Linked DNA regions of Homo sapiens: region 2 is linked to region 1. The links are chromatin contacts, found by Hi-C or POLR2A ChIA-PET in ENCODE. All regions are on one chromosome and are shown on one strand. Each heading gives the region's core, a stretch centred on a gene start or an enhancer-like site at or near the end of the contact. The rest is flanking DNA. Distances are from core to core; before and after follow the strand shown. Region 1 has its middle 110 kb from the start of LINC03063. Region 2 has its middle 45 kb from the start of CDC42EP3.

Region 1 (6,222 bases), core at 1,139-3,638:
TTAAAGAAAGGAGGTATCCAAACTTTGGATATAATATGTTCCCATTTTTGTACTTTAAATATGTAAATATTCTTATATATAAACATCTGGAAGGCTACATAGCAAATGCTAACAGTGGTTTGATCTAAGCTATTTGACACAGGCTTCTCTATTTTCTTCTTTAAATTTCCCCTTATTTTCCGAAAAAAAAGTTTTTGCCATGAGAAAATAGAAATTCATTTTACAAGTTTACTTCTGTTAAAAGAAATAAAATGGTTAATTCTCGTGGAACATCTTTGGAATAAAAAGAGTGTTTACTCTTTAATAAACATATCTACATATTTATAAATATACAAATATTTATAAATTATATTAGTGTATATGTAGTATATGTGCGTTTGGGTTCCAGTGGCTAAATATACATGTCTATTTATATAAAGGCTATATATGCATAGTCTAGGAAATCTAGAAAATATGCTTTTTTGATGTGGTCAAATTTTCTTTTGTAAAAAGATTAAGTGACTCTGCATAATGGTGTGTTTTTTCCCTTAGAAATTCTAGTCCTTTCCAGGTGGGAAAAATCACTGCCTCGGCTCTGGATCTTTCAACCAAGGCTTGGAGAGTGGTTGCATAGCAACTACTGTTGGCGTAAATGACCAGTCTTGGTTCTCTGGGGGATGATATTGACTTGCACAATAAAATGATGCATTCAGATACTTTGCCAGCTATAATAGGATAAAAGAGCTAGGACCTTTTAGGAGCCATTTGAAAAAAGACTTGGTAAAATGGAGAGCTTCAGTTTGTTCCGTTGGAAATGATGAATCAAATACAGGACAGCTTTGAACAATGAAATTCAACAATGCAAATTCCTCAGGAAAGGAATCATTTCCCTTCTTTTCATCAACATTCATTAAGTTCCTACCAGGTACCAAGCTCTGTACTAGTTGCTAGGGATATAGTAATGATAACAAGCAGTCTCTACCATTTGGGAGCTTACAGGACAGTAGGAAAAACACAAAAGCTAATAACTCTAATACCTGATGCTAAGTGATCAAAGTATATGGGAGGATGTTATGGGACACAGAGAAAGCATATCCAGTGCTACCTTGGGATTGTTCAATAAGCCTTTCTTGAGCAGTGACTGTGTGTTTTGACATGGGGCTACAAAGATGAAAGAGACTTGGCGCCTGGCCATAAGGATTTAAAACCTGACAGAAGAGACATATAAACAATTCAATCTAATACAATGTGGTAAATGCTCAGCTAGCAGAGGGATTAAAGTATGAGAGCACAGAGGTAGAGATTAATGAATGATTTAATGCCTACTTAATACTCTATTGTTTGCAAAACCCTTAAACATACGTGATCTCATTTGATGTTTATGAACAGGTAGGATTTATCTTTCTCTTATTGATGAAGAAACTCAGGCTCAAAGATGTTGTGATTTGTCTAAGGTTGGTGTCATAGTCTGCTTGAACTGTTGTGATAAAATAAGACAGACTGGGTTACTTAAACAATAAAAATGTATTTTTTTACAGTTCTGGAGGCCAAAAGTCCCAGATCAAGGTCATATGGAGCTGGTTCCAGGTAAGGGTTCTCTTCCTGGCTTGCAGATGGCTACCTTCTGTTTGTGTCCTCACATGGTGGAGAAGGAGAGACAGTGAGCAAGCTCTCTAGTATCTCTTCTTATAGGGACATTAATCCTATGTGACCAGAGCCCCATCTTTTTGATCTTATTTAACTTTACTTCCAGGGAGGCCCCATGTCCAAATAGAGCCGTGCTGAGAGGTTAGGGCTTCAAAATAGGAATTTTTGGCGAACACAGACACTCAACGCATAAGAGTTGGGCTATGTACTTGGGGCTTCAGCCAATAAATCGGGTGTGTCTGTGTGTGTGTGTGTGTGTGTGTGTGTGTGTGTGTGTGCTTGTGTATTTCCTTCACCATATTAGATCTATGAGGCATTTTCTCCCAATGTGATGAATCTGTGACTCCCTCTTAACATTGAAGACATAAACAGGTCTGACATTTTGGGTCTCTGGCTACTCTTCCTTTCCCAGCTTATCTTTAGGACTTGCTGACATGCAGTCCTTTCTACAGTGCTCTCCTTGGGCTTATGCACAGTCCATCTGTACCCATTTAGGTCTTGTCACTTGGAATCTTCAGTTGTAAGGAGATCATGACCTGGAAGCTAGTTCTGTTTAAAAAGAATTGGGTGCCTGGGGCAGGTCCCCATTGCCCTATCCAGGATGAGACTGCAGCCTGCTCCAGGACCATTTAGAGAAGTAGGAAGGAGGTGGTAGAGGTAGCCAAGGCAGCAGCCAGGACTTACAGGGCTGGGAAGGGCATTTTGCCCAACAGCAGCAGCTGCCGTTACATGTTGGGCTTCCTGTCTTCTTACCCTCCCAATCAAGGAGCACAGCAAATGCTTCTTCCTGCCTGTGTGGGGCTGATGTGCCCACTTCCTGGCTTCCTCCAGCCTTGTGATCTTCAATCTTTGCTGCACATTCAAATTACTAGGGGGACATTTAAATACTATTAATGCTCACCTTATCCCCAGAGATTCTGATTTAACTGGAGTGGGACTTAGGGTCTCTAGTTTTTGAAAGCTCCTCAAGCGATCTCAACATGTTGCCAAGGATGAAAATTGGACACATTCCGTCTGCCCCGTTTTCAAGGGGGTGGGGCATATGCTGTGATTCCCAGGCTTCTACAGCCTCATCCAATTTGATTCTCTCAAGACCTGTGGGATAGAAGGTATCATGACCTTAGAGATGAAAGCCTGAGACTGCATTTGGCCTGTGAGCTGGGAGGGGTCTGTTAGTAGGCAGAAGGTTTAGGTAGAAACAAAGGCCAGACTTGCTATAAGGAAATCAGGAAGGAATGATATTGTTTTCTTGCTTTTTAAGGCAGACAGGATTTCATTCATTTGTTCATTGAACAATATTTATTGAACAGCTCCTCCATGCCAAGTGCTGCACCAGGGGATGGGTTAAGACGTAGCCCTTGACACGTGGCACCCTCTGGGGCTCAGCCTTGGGTAGCGATTCTTTGGAGAAGTGTGCATTGTCAGAGCATTGTGGAACTGGAAAAGACACTGCCAGGGACAGTTTTCTTCGCCTACATGACTCATATACTGAAAGAATGAAACTAATTTCTTCTTCCATTTAAAATTAAGCCTAGTCAGAATTTGTAATCTTGCTGGGATGTAAGTTTACAAGCCATAGCAAGGGATAATCATGGCAAATTTGAACTATGGCTTGATGACCAGGAAGAGAGAACATATCGCGCTAGACCCACGAATTCCACTGACGGCTCTGACACCCACGAAGTCCATCCATCTCTGTGCAGGGACATTCCACTAAACAAAGCCAATTGATATCTCACATTCTGAAGATTTTTCAAATATTATTACTAAGGCATTTTCCCTTGTTTTGTTTTAATTCAAGTGGGTTTTTATTTGAGACTTAGAGGTCATAAGTTTTATATCCTCAGGCTCGATTTAAAACCTGGCCACAACAGATAGTAAACAGCGGTCTCATTTTCTTGTAACAATAGTTCATGACATTGTGGTAAGAAACTACACTTGGCAGCTGAACATAACAAAAAACGCATGGTCTTTGGAGTTGAACTGGCCCAAATACGAATCCTGTTCTGTCATTTACTTTGTTGGGATCCAGGGCAAGTTACTTAAGCATTTTAAGCCTCTGTTTCTTCATTTTCAAAATGGGTATAGCAATGTGAAAGAGTATATATATGCCTTAAACAGTGGCTAGTATGTAATTGGTTTTTGAAAAATATTCCTTTCTCCATGTGTAATGACATGACACGTGGCACATCTCAGGACCCTGGTTTAAGGAGATGTGAAGCACATAGAAGGTCTTAGTTGAAATTTTGCATTGGAAAAGGAGATCTTATAATCTCCACCATGAATTATAAATATCTAAGGAAGAGAAACAGTGTGTTTCTTATGCTTGCAAATTGCCTTTAATCTTGTATGCTTGTGAATAGTTGAATGACAGGCAGACACAACGGCTTTACGTTCAAGTGACAAGACAAACAATAATACCTGTCAATAGAGACTTACCTCTGTGCCATACACTTTACATATCTTATTATTATTTTTTAAAGACAGAGTCTTGCTCTGTTGCCCAGGCTGGAGTGCAGTGACATGTTCACAGCTCACTGCAGTCCTGACCTCCTGGTCTCAAGCAATCCTCCCACCTCAGCCTCCTGAGTAGCTGGAACCACAGGCAAGCGCCACCACGCCCAGCTGATTTATTTTTATTTTTGTAGAGATGAGGTCTCACTATGTTGCCCAGGCTGGTCTCAAATTCCTGGGCTCAAGTGATCTTCCTGCCTCAGCCTCCCAAAGTGCTATTTTATCCTCATAATAACTTTTAAGAGAGGTGTTATCTCTATTTGCAAATAAGGAAACTAAACAGTAGTCAGGTTAATTGTCTTTCCCAAAGTTACACAACCAGTGGTAGAGGTGGGATTTTAAGCCAAAAATTGTCAGTAAATCATTGTAGATGGTGGCTATCATATTAAGAAGGCTATTTCTTGACTAAGCTCGGTCATGAGATTAGCATTCCAGTACCAACATGCTGGACACTTGCTGAATAGATGAACACATAGAATCAGTGCCTGCAAGCAGGGTGTGCCTAGTTATCCAGCAGGATGATTTCCTGGATGAGGGTTCGAGCCAAGTGAATGGGGTAATGGCCCCTAACAAACCCAGGGCCCTTGGGTCAGTGGCATCTACAATGCAATGATTACATGCTAATAATTTCAGTATTTGCATTATAGTTCAGGAAATAGAAGAACAAGTCTTTTCTTATTGCTTTGCCTTTGTTGGACATTTTGGTTGAGTACAATTTTTCCTTATCACCTTCTGAATACTTTCTGAAATACTTTCAACTGCAATTCGACTTTCAGTCTTTGCAAGTGTATCCATTGGGTGATATGTATGGTGTTATGACATTTATGTTCTAATGACACATAAGGGCTTCCAGATTTGTAGTAAGTCTAGAATTCATCTCCAGTGACTACACTGAGCAAAAACAGAATATGCACTTTGTAATGATAAAAATTCTTAGTAATGGTTCTGTAATTAGCCTAATGATTTCAACAACTGATCTTTAATATGCATGAGCTTAATTCCTGTTAAGAGCAGAAATCTCAGATTCCTCTCAAGGTCTCCCTTCATACTTATCTTCAGTAATTTAATAAATGTGTATGAGTCTATAGTTGCTCATGTTTTCTCCATTTATATGCATTTATCTGGGTCAGCATGTGGTTAGAGTGATGACATACAAAGGAAATTCAGGCCTCTTGTCTCAGAGCCAGAGGCCTGTATAAACATTCCTGTGTCTGAGATTTGGGGGTTGGAGAAGGTCTCTGGACCTGTCCCCTCAAAATGTCAGGAGCTTACTGCATCTCCCAAAAGGATAGTGCCTAGAAAATGTAGACTTTGTTGATAAAAAATACATAGTGATCATTACATTGACATTTGAAGTATCTGGTTCTTTTCAGATTAGGCAGATGATAGTAAAAGGTCATTGGTGGTGTTGATGAAGGAGAGAGTGGTTGATGAGTAGGATATTAATAATGGCCCTTTACTGAGGCAAGCAAACAGAACCTAACAGACAATATATAGGCAAATACTGTTAAAAACACGGCGACACAAAAACTCACAGGGCTCCACAGAAATACAAGCAAAAACAAACTCCAGACCTCTTGGCTTAACATAATTCCAGAAAAGACCCAGTAAGGATCTGGATAAAGTGTCCATGGCCAAGAGGAACTGAAAAAGTCAGATTCCAGGGGTCCTCACATTTCTGGTTTCCCATTAGATTTTATCTCCCATCTCAAGCAGTAGGATCTGGCAAGAGGGATACAAAAGACTCTGCAATTCAACTTTCAGAAGAGCTGGGGGAAGAAGCAAGGCCATGCCTCTCTGTTAGTAATCCTCTGTGCTTTAGACCACAGTGTGAGAATTTGGAGGTGAGAGGGCAAAAGGAGGTTGCAGCAGGAATCTTGGCCTGGGATCAGTTTGAGGGAGTTTTGCATAAAGGTATTTACTTTGGGAAGATAATATTAGCTCAATTATTTCCCATGGAAACTGGAAAATAAACTCCCACTTTAAACTAAACACATGCACATACTTAGTTTCTGTTTGCACTCTTTCCCTGACTAGTGAGTGAGAAAGGTCTGTGTGTGTGTGTCTGTGTGTGTGTGTGTG
Region 2 (6,222 bases), core at 1,269-3,768, 170 kb after region 1:
TCAAGTGGCCTAGGAGGTGCCTTCAGGGAGACCAGAAGCACTTGATGGGATAAATAGTGGTCATAAGATAGGCAGTGTAAACTACCTCACTCTTCCCCACTCTTCCGTAGCATCTGCTGTGAAGATACTGTTTCTTATGGTTTTGTTAGTGGATTTCTTTGTGGAGCTCAAAGTTCTGAACCCAGGTTGATTCAACGTGAAAATAAACATTGATCGTGCAGGCTCAAGGAGCCAGAAGACAGGGGTCGGGGGATGGAAGGCGGGACAGTGGGCAATTGGGCTCAGAGTGATGTGTCCTCAGTGAGAATTCCAGTTTTGCCATAATCTTCCCTGTGAAGTTCTGAGAATGAGTGTACAATGCCATAATGTCCTGGACTATGGTGGGGATGGTGGGTGTTCCCCACACTTGAGCAGAACGAAGCCTGTGTAAGCTGTGAAACTGTCAGCTTTGGAGATTAGTCATCCTTGCTCAGACCCTATAAAGCTTTTGCATTAGTTAGGCTGATGTTTCACTTTTAACTCATATAATAGGCTTCAGACACTTGGAAATAGTGCTTTTATCATTAGGTATGTTGCCATTTTTATTTTTTCAAGTTTCTCGCTCTCTCTCTCACCACATAAGTACACTTAAAGCTTTACCCTTGCTATGAGGTTAACCTAAGGCAGAGGGTATGTTGCCAGCTATAGGCCAAAAGTCTGGGTAGGCATGCGAGAAAGAAATATTTTGGTAGCAATATAGCTTAGGAAGTCAATATTTTTTAACATAAGTGACAGCAAATATTTACAAATTCAGGCTACTGTGGGTGTTCAGATTCTGAGTGAAAAGCAATCTCATGCACTGATATTTACTTTGAATATGTTCTCCTTTTTTCAGCACCCATGACTAATTCCCCTTTTCACAGGGTGAAGAGCAAGTTGGCTCTTGATCTAGCCAGAAAAAAAAAAAAAGGTTTTCTTATACTTCTGGTAGTAGGCATGTGGTTAGAATACAGGAGTAAGAAAACAAATGTGACTCTTAAAATTATAGTACACATTAATAAACGAACTAAACATCTAAATGTTGCTAAAGTGACTGAATCACAGATCCACTGTTTCTTACTCTGGTTTTTGCTAGAGGGGCAATGAACATGTAAATTGAGGGTACAATGCAGCAAATGAACTAAATTAGAGACTTTATTTGAGTATTGTTGATGCCGGGAGAGATGAGAAAAATAAGACAAACCTTGCCTTCAAGGAACTTATATTTGTGAGGAAAATACATCAACAAAGCAAAGTCAAGTAATCATAAAAATATGAACGGCTCTTTAACAGTAGAAGGGAGGGAGAAAGCTGAGCGTGGTTAATTTATACATGGAATGTATGAAGTTGTTTCAGAGAGGCAAGAAATTATTTGCCTCTCTGAGTCTTCCTGGAAACAGTCTCCCTGGAGGAGGTAGATTTGAGTATTGAAAGGAGCATTCTAGGCAGGCAGAAGGCATGAGTGGAATCACAGAGGTGGTGAAAGATCCATGAGAGTGAGATGAGTAAGCCAGGCTGGCTGATGTGAGGTTTTGGGATGGTGAATAATTGGAGACTGTGCTGGAAATAGCTAGTGCATTGGACTCCAGAGGGTCTTAATTGGTGGGACAGGAGCTTCTGCATGCACCATGAAAGACCTGCTCTGACACAGTGAAAATCTCTGCATCTCCCTTTCCCACTGAGTCATCTTAGGCTTCCCTCTCTGCTTTTCCCTTGAAGCCAGGAGTCCATTCCCAGTGGGCAGGCCCATCCTTCCTGAAATCCAGCACAAGATGAGGCCTGGTAGGTGAGTGTGCAGGGCCATGGTGCAGACTCCTCCAAGCTCATCATTACTCCAGCTTGGTCAGGGTCTGTTTGGAAAATGGAGTGGTGACATCCTCTTGCCTCAGGATGTGTGGAAGCTCCTTCCATGTATACAGTAGAAACAGAGCATCTCTGATCCTTTATTACCCCCAGAACCCACTCTCCTGGCTCCTGGCCGAAGGGCCTGAGAAGCAATTGTAAAATTGGGAGCTTGCCCAAAGGACCAGTACTATATAAAGATTCATTTCAAACCCTGAGCAAGGCGTTACGGATGCAGACCTGATAATGAGCCATTATGAGAAAATGAAAAGCACAGACTTTGTGGTGGTGCCCTCAGAGCTAAGTAATTCTGGAGAGTAATTATGAAGCAGAAGAATGATTATACAAACTGCAGACTAAACATTTAGGCCCTGTGTGTGAGGCCAGCTGACAAAGCAGAGGTAATTAATAGGCAGTTACAATGTGGAAGATTCTGGAAAGTAGAGTTCTGTTGTCTGAAATTTAGTCTGACAGAGGAATATTAGCAAGATAAATGTATTTGGACCAAGCACTCCCGAGAGGAAGGGCATGCTCAAATTGTTTCTGTAAAAAGTCTCTGGCGGTGTTTGGCTCCCTTCTGCGTCCTTCATGAAACAGTTCTCCTTGAGTATTACGGTTGGCAAGCATGTGGGTGGGGGAGATGTCACACGCACCCGCTCCAGCTGTACAAGCAAGCCACTGCGAGGATTAGACGCTTGTTAGTTATGAACTTAGGTGTCTGGTCTGTTTCTTTGCCTTTCAAAGGCACTTCCTGGCAGAGAGGTACAATGGTGCTTTGCAGGAAACCCTGTGCCCACAGCATCTGTTCTGCAGCTTGGCAGACCGCAGCTGGCCCTGAGCATGGCCTACTAATTCTCTGGGTCAGGTGTGGCTGTGGTGAGATGGATCTCAGCCAGGTAAGACCCTCTAATCTCTGTTTTCTTTCTCCTGCCATAGATACACTGATGATTGGAGGGTATGACAGGAATTCTTGCCTGCCTTTGGGTCGTGAGGGAAACAGAGACAGCGTAATGGCTTTTTGGAGTGCCAGGAGCAGAGTCCCCAGAGTTCATTCTTAGAAAACTATGAAGCTGTTCTTTGAACTCCAACTTTTTCTCCTATATTCATTCAGGGCTCTTTCCTCTACAACCCCCTCATTCTTGCTGTTGATAGATGCCTCTTTCCTACTCTCTAAATGTCCAATTTTATCTTCCTTTGGAATGCCATCAAATTCTTCCTCCCTTTTTCTGTACCCCACCTCCAAAAATAATCCCAACACCCACCTCGTCAGAGTGTCCATTTATTTCCTCAGGGCTAATCCCAGAAGGAGCATACAAGTTGGTGAACTCATACTAATATGTGAATGATTGTTGCCCTTGGATGGTTAGAAAATCAAGGTAGTTGTCCACTGTAGAAGATTGTTTAAAGCCAAGTGGTTAAGAATATTCTATATCCTTCCTTTTGCATATATTATCTCGTTCATCCTTGTGAAGCAGATAATCTCACCATCTCAATGTACAGAAAAGGAAACTGAGGCTCAGAACATTTTGAGTAGCCTACTTAAATAGTCTAGGCAGAGATTGAACCCCCACGTCTCTGGCCCCAAGAGGTCTTGATAATTCCCTCACAACTGCTGCCTAACAGCAGATAAAATATATTTGGATTCTTCTCACCTTTAAGAAAACCTAGTAAGTTAATCTCTAAAAATCAGCAATCTGCTCAGGGGATACAGGGAGAACTAGGACTATTGTCCCAAATGTGTAGTCATATTTATCTGCTTACCAAATGACCATGTGTTGAATCCCTGAAAACCATGGGAGAAATACCAATTAAAAAAAAAATCAGAGTTCTGTGACTTCTTCTTTACTAGGTTTCCCTAAAATTATGTTTTACTACAAAACCCTGAGTATAGACCACATGCTACGAGATGATCCGTGATATCTCTTAGCCCAGTTATAACAACTTACAGTTTTCCTTTTTTTTTTCTAATTGAATACAATGTTCCCAATTATATTAGTTATAAAAGATAATTGCAAAAACCATGCCTGGTCATTTAAAGTCATCTTCTTCTTGAACCAGTTGGTTCCATCTGGTCTTCTGGATGAAAGAAGTGGAAGACACTGAGCTGAGTTCTGCCCTCCAGTGAGCTTTGTTCTCCAGAAGTTACTTTCTATGATGCCAAACCCACACATCTGGTGAGAAGCAGATGAGGAAGTTTCCCTTGGGATAACCCAACTGGAGGTGATTCACATCACTCAAGGGTGATGCCATAGTCAGAAAAGGAAACTTGACTTAGGCAGAAAAGGAATTGTTGTCTCTCATAACCAAACCATGGGAGCATAGGGTTGTGGCTGGACCTTAGGAATAATCTGGATGAGGAGTCAATGATCCTAAGCCTTTGTCTCCCCATCCCTGGCCTCTGCTTTTCTGTACTTGTTGATTTCATTTTGTCTGACAGACATCCTCCTGACAGCTGAAAACAAGACCAGCAGAAGCAACCAACCCTCACTGCTCACAGCTTGGGCCCAGTGCTCAGCCCCAGGACCAGCTGACACTGATAGTAGCTGTTTTAAACCACAGGAATAAAATGGAGGAAAAATCATCTTCCAAAGACGAGAAATGCTGCTCACAAAAGAAAGGTGCTGTGTAGATTCCCAGTAAACAATATTATCTATAAATGACTCTGGGAATCACTAATAAGTGATGATGAAGCTGATTATGCATTATATAAATGTTTAGATTTGAAAAAAATTGATTTATAGCATATAAAATCCCATTATTTTATATTACTGAAATAGGAATATGAAGGAATGGAAACATTTTATTTTAAAAACATAAAGTTACACTAAGACATTAGCTCCTTTGACTCACATATTTCAAAAACAATGACGGTTTTCAGTGGAAAATAATGCTAAGAAGTTCTGAAAATAACAGTAATAAGGAAGAATTTGAGTAATGAAACATTTATTCACTCATTTTCCTTCAAGTATGTACAATATAGCTATAAAATAATTAGACTAAAAAATGGCAGGCACAGCAGAACCTTAAACCAACAAATTTAAAGTATAGACATTTTGTTGGTATAATAAGAGCATTAATATGTATTGAATGTTTACCAAGTGCAGGTAACTATTATAAAACCTTTATTGGCATGATCTGAATTAGTTCTCAAAACAAATAGTTGGCAAACTAAGGCCTGTGGGCCAAACTCGGCCCACCTTCTATTTTTGTACAGAGTTTTATTGGAACACAGCAACACTCATTCAATTATGCATTGTCTATGGCTACTTTTATGCTACAGAATTGAGCTGTAGTGGCAGAGACTGTATGGACTACAGAGCCTGAAGAATTTGCCATCTGGCCCTTTACAGAAGAAGTTAGTTGATCCCTGCAAAACAATCCAATGGAGTAGGTACTGTTATTTCTGCTTTACCCCAAGGTCACAGAATGGTAGTTGTCAGGGTAGTGATTCAAATCCTGAACTGTCTGACTATAAAGTCTATCATCTTTTTAGATAGATTTATAGCACAGAGCACAGGCCCTAGAGTCAGACTGTTTGGGTTCAGATCAGATTCTACCATCTAGTAACTGCATATTGGACAGTTTGCTTAACTGCCCTGTACCTCGGATTCCTCCATAACTCTTCCCATTGGTAATAGATGTGGCTGGTCATCCTTCGTGTCAGTACAGGCCTTGGACCCGGGGTGTCTGTCCTAGGCCCTGCATCTCAGGGCCTCCCATGCTTTGGAGTGCCTCCTTCAACATTCTCAAAGTTTCTCTGGGAACAGCTGGAGTAGCAGTGCCATCTGGGCAGGGTACCCTGAGCTGGGACCAGTAAGTATCCTAGTCCCCATTTCTGCCCTTTGGATTGCTCTTTGATCTCTACTTCCCAGCCCTCATGTGGGGCTGATCTGATGCCCCAAGGAGCTCCAGGACTCATATCTGTGGGTTTATTTTGGGATCCTTGACCTGGCCCTGATTCCGGGTGGGTGACCAGATGAGCCACTGCTCCCCAGAATAGCCCAGTTTTTCTTGTTGAGTCACCAGGCAAGTGCAGACATGTTGATTTTGATGACTCTCACTTACGTAAAACCCATACGTTCAGGGCTCTGAGGTTCTCATGGCCCACTGCTGGCCCTTGACTAGAGCCATATGTGGGGTCCATGTGTCAGGTCTCACCTCTCCATGTCTGAATAAATAGTGGCTTCCATTCTACAGCACCCCAAGGTAGTAAAGGTGGTGTCACTTACCCTCTCCCCTGTACCCCTCCCATCACTAGCACCAGGAAAGTCAAACCCCATCGCTGAGCATTCCTCCAGAGCATTGTCTGTCCCCAAAGAACATTTGACACTTGTTCTGCAATGTTAGCAGACCCTCCTGCTT

The links. A loop is a pair of places that touch in the nucleus more often than their neighbours do. ChIA-PET counts read pairs that join two places held with the same protein, here RNA polymerase II (POLR2A). Pooled maps may share reads with other maps.
Region 2: a loop to region 1 is called in a pooled map, with 2.6 times the contacts of the local background. The contact joins two enhancer-like sites. A Hi-C loop is called at or near these places in 1 of 168 maps with a recorded cell type or tissue (IMR-90) and 4 of 50 pooled maps. POLR2A ChIA-PET finds 5 or more read pairs at or near these places in 1 of 52 experiments (naive thymus-derived CD8-positive, alpha-beta T cell).

Annotation. Positions count from the first base shown.
Region 1 is chr2:37,454,308-37,460,529 of GRCh38, forward strand. No RefSeq gene overlaps it. Among named protein-coding and RNA genes, the nearest start is that of LINC03063, 110 kb to the right of the region's middle. Within about 2 kb of position 2,389, at least 7 of the 41 ENCODE cell types and tissues checked have a DNase peak (open chromatin) inside an H3K27ac peak, as active enhancers do.
Region 2 is chr2:37,623,798-37,630,019 of GRCh38, forward strand. No RefSeq gene overlaps it. Among named protein-coding and RNA genes, the nearest start is that of CDC42EP3, 45 kb to the right of the region's middle. RefSeq lists enhancers at 1,389-1,658, 5,138-6,222, 5,800-5,889, 5,900-5,949. Within about 2 kb of position 2,519, at least 15 of the 41 ENCODE cell types and tissues checked have a DNase peak (open chromatin) inside an H3K27ac peak, as active enhancers do.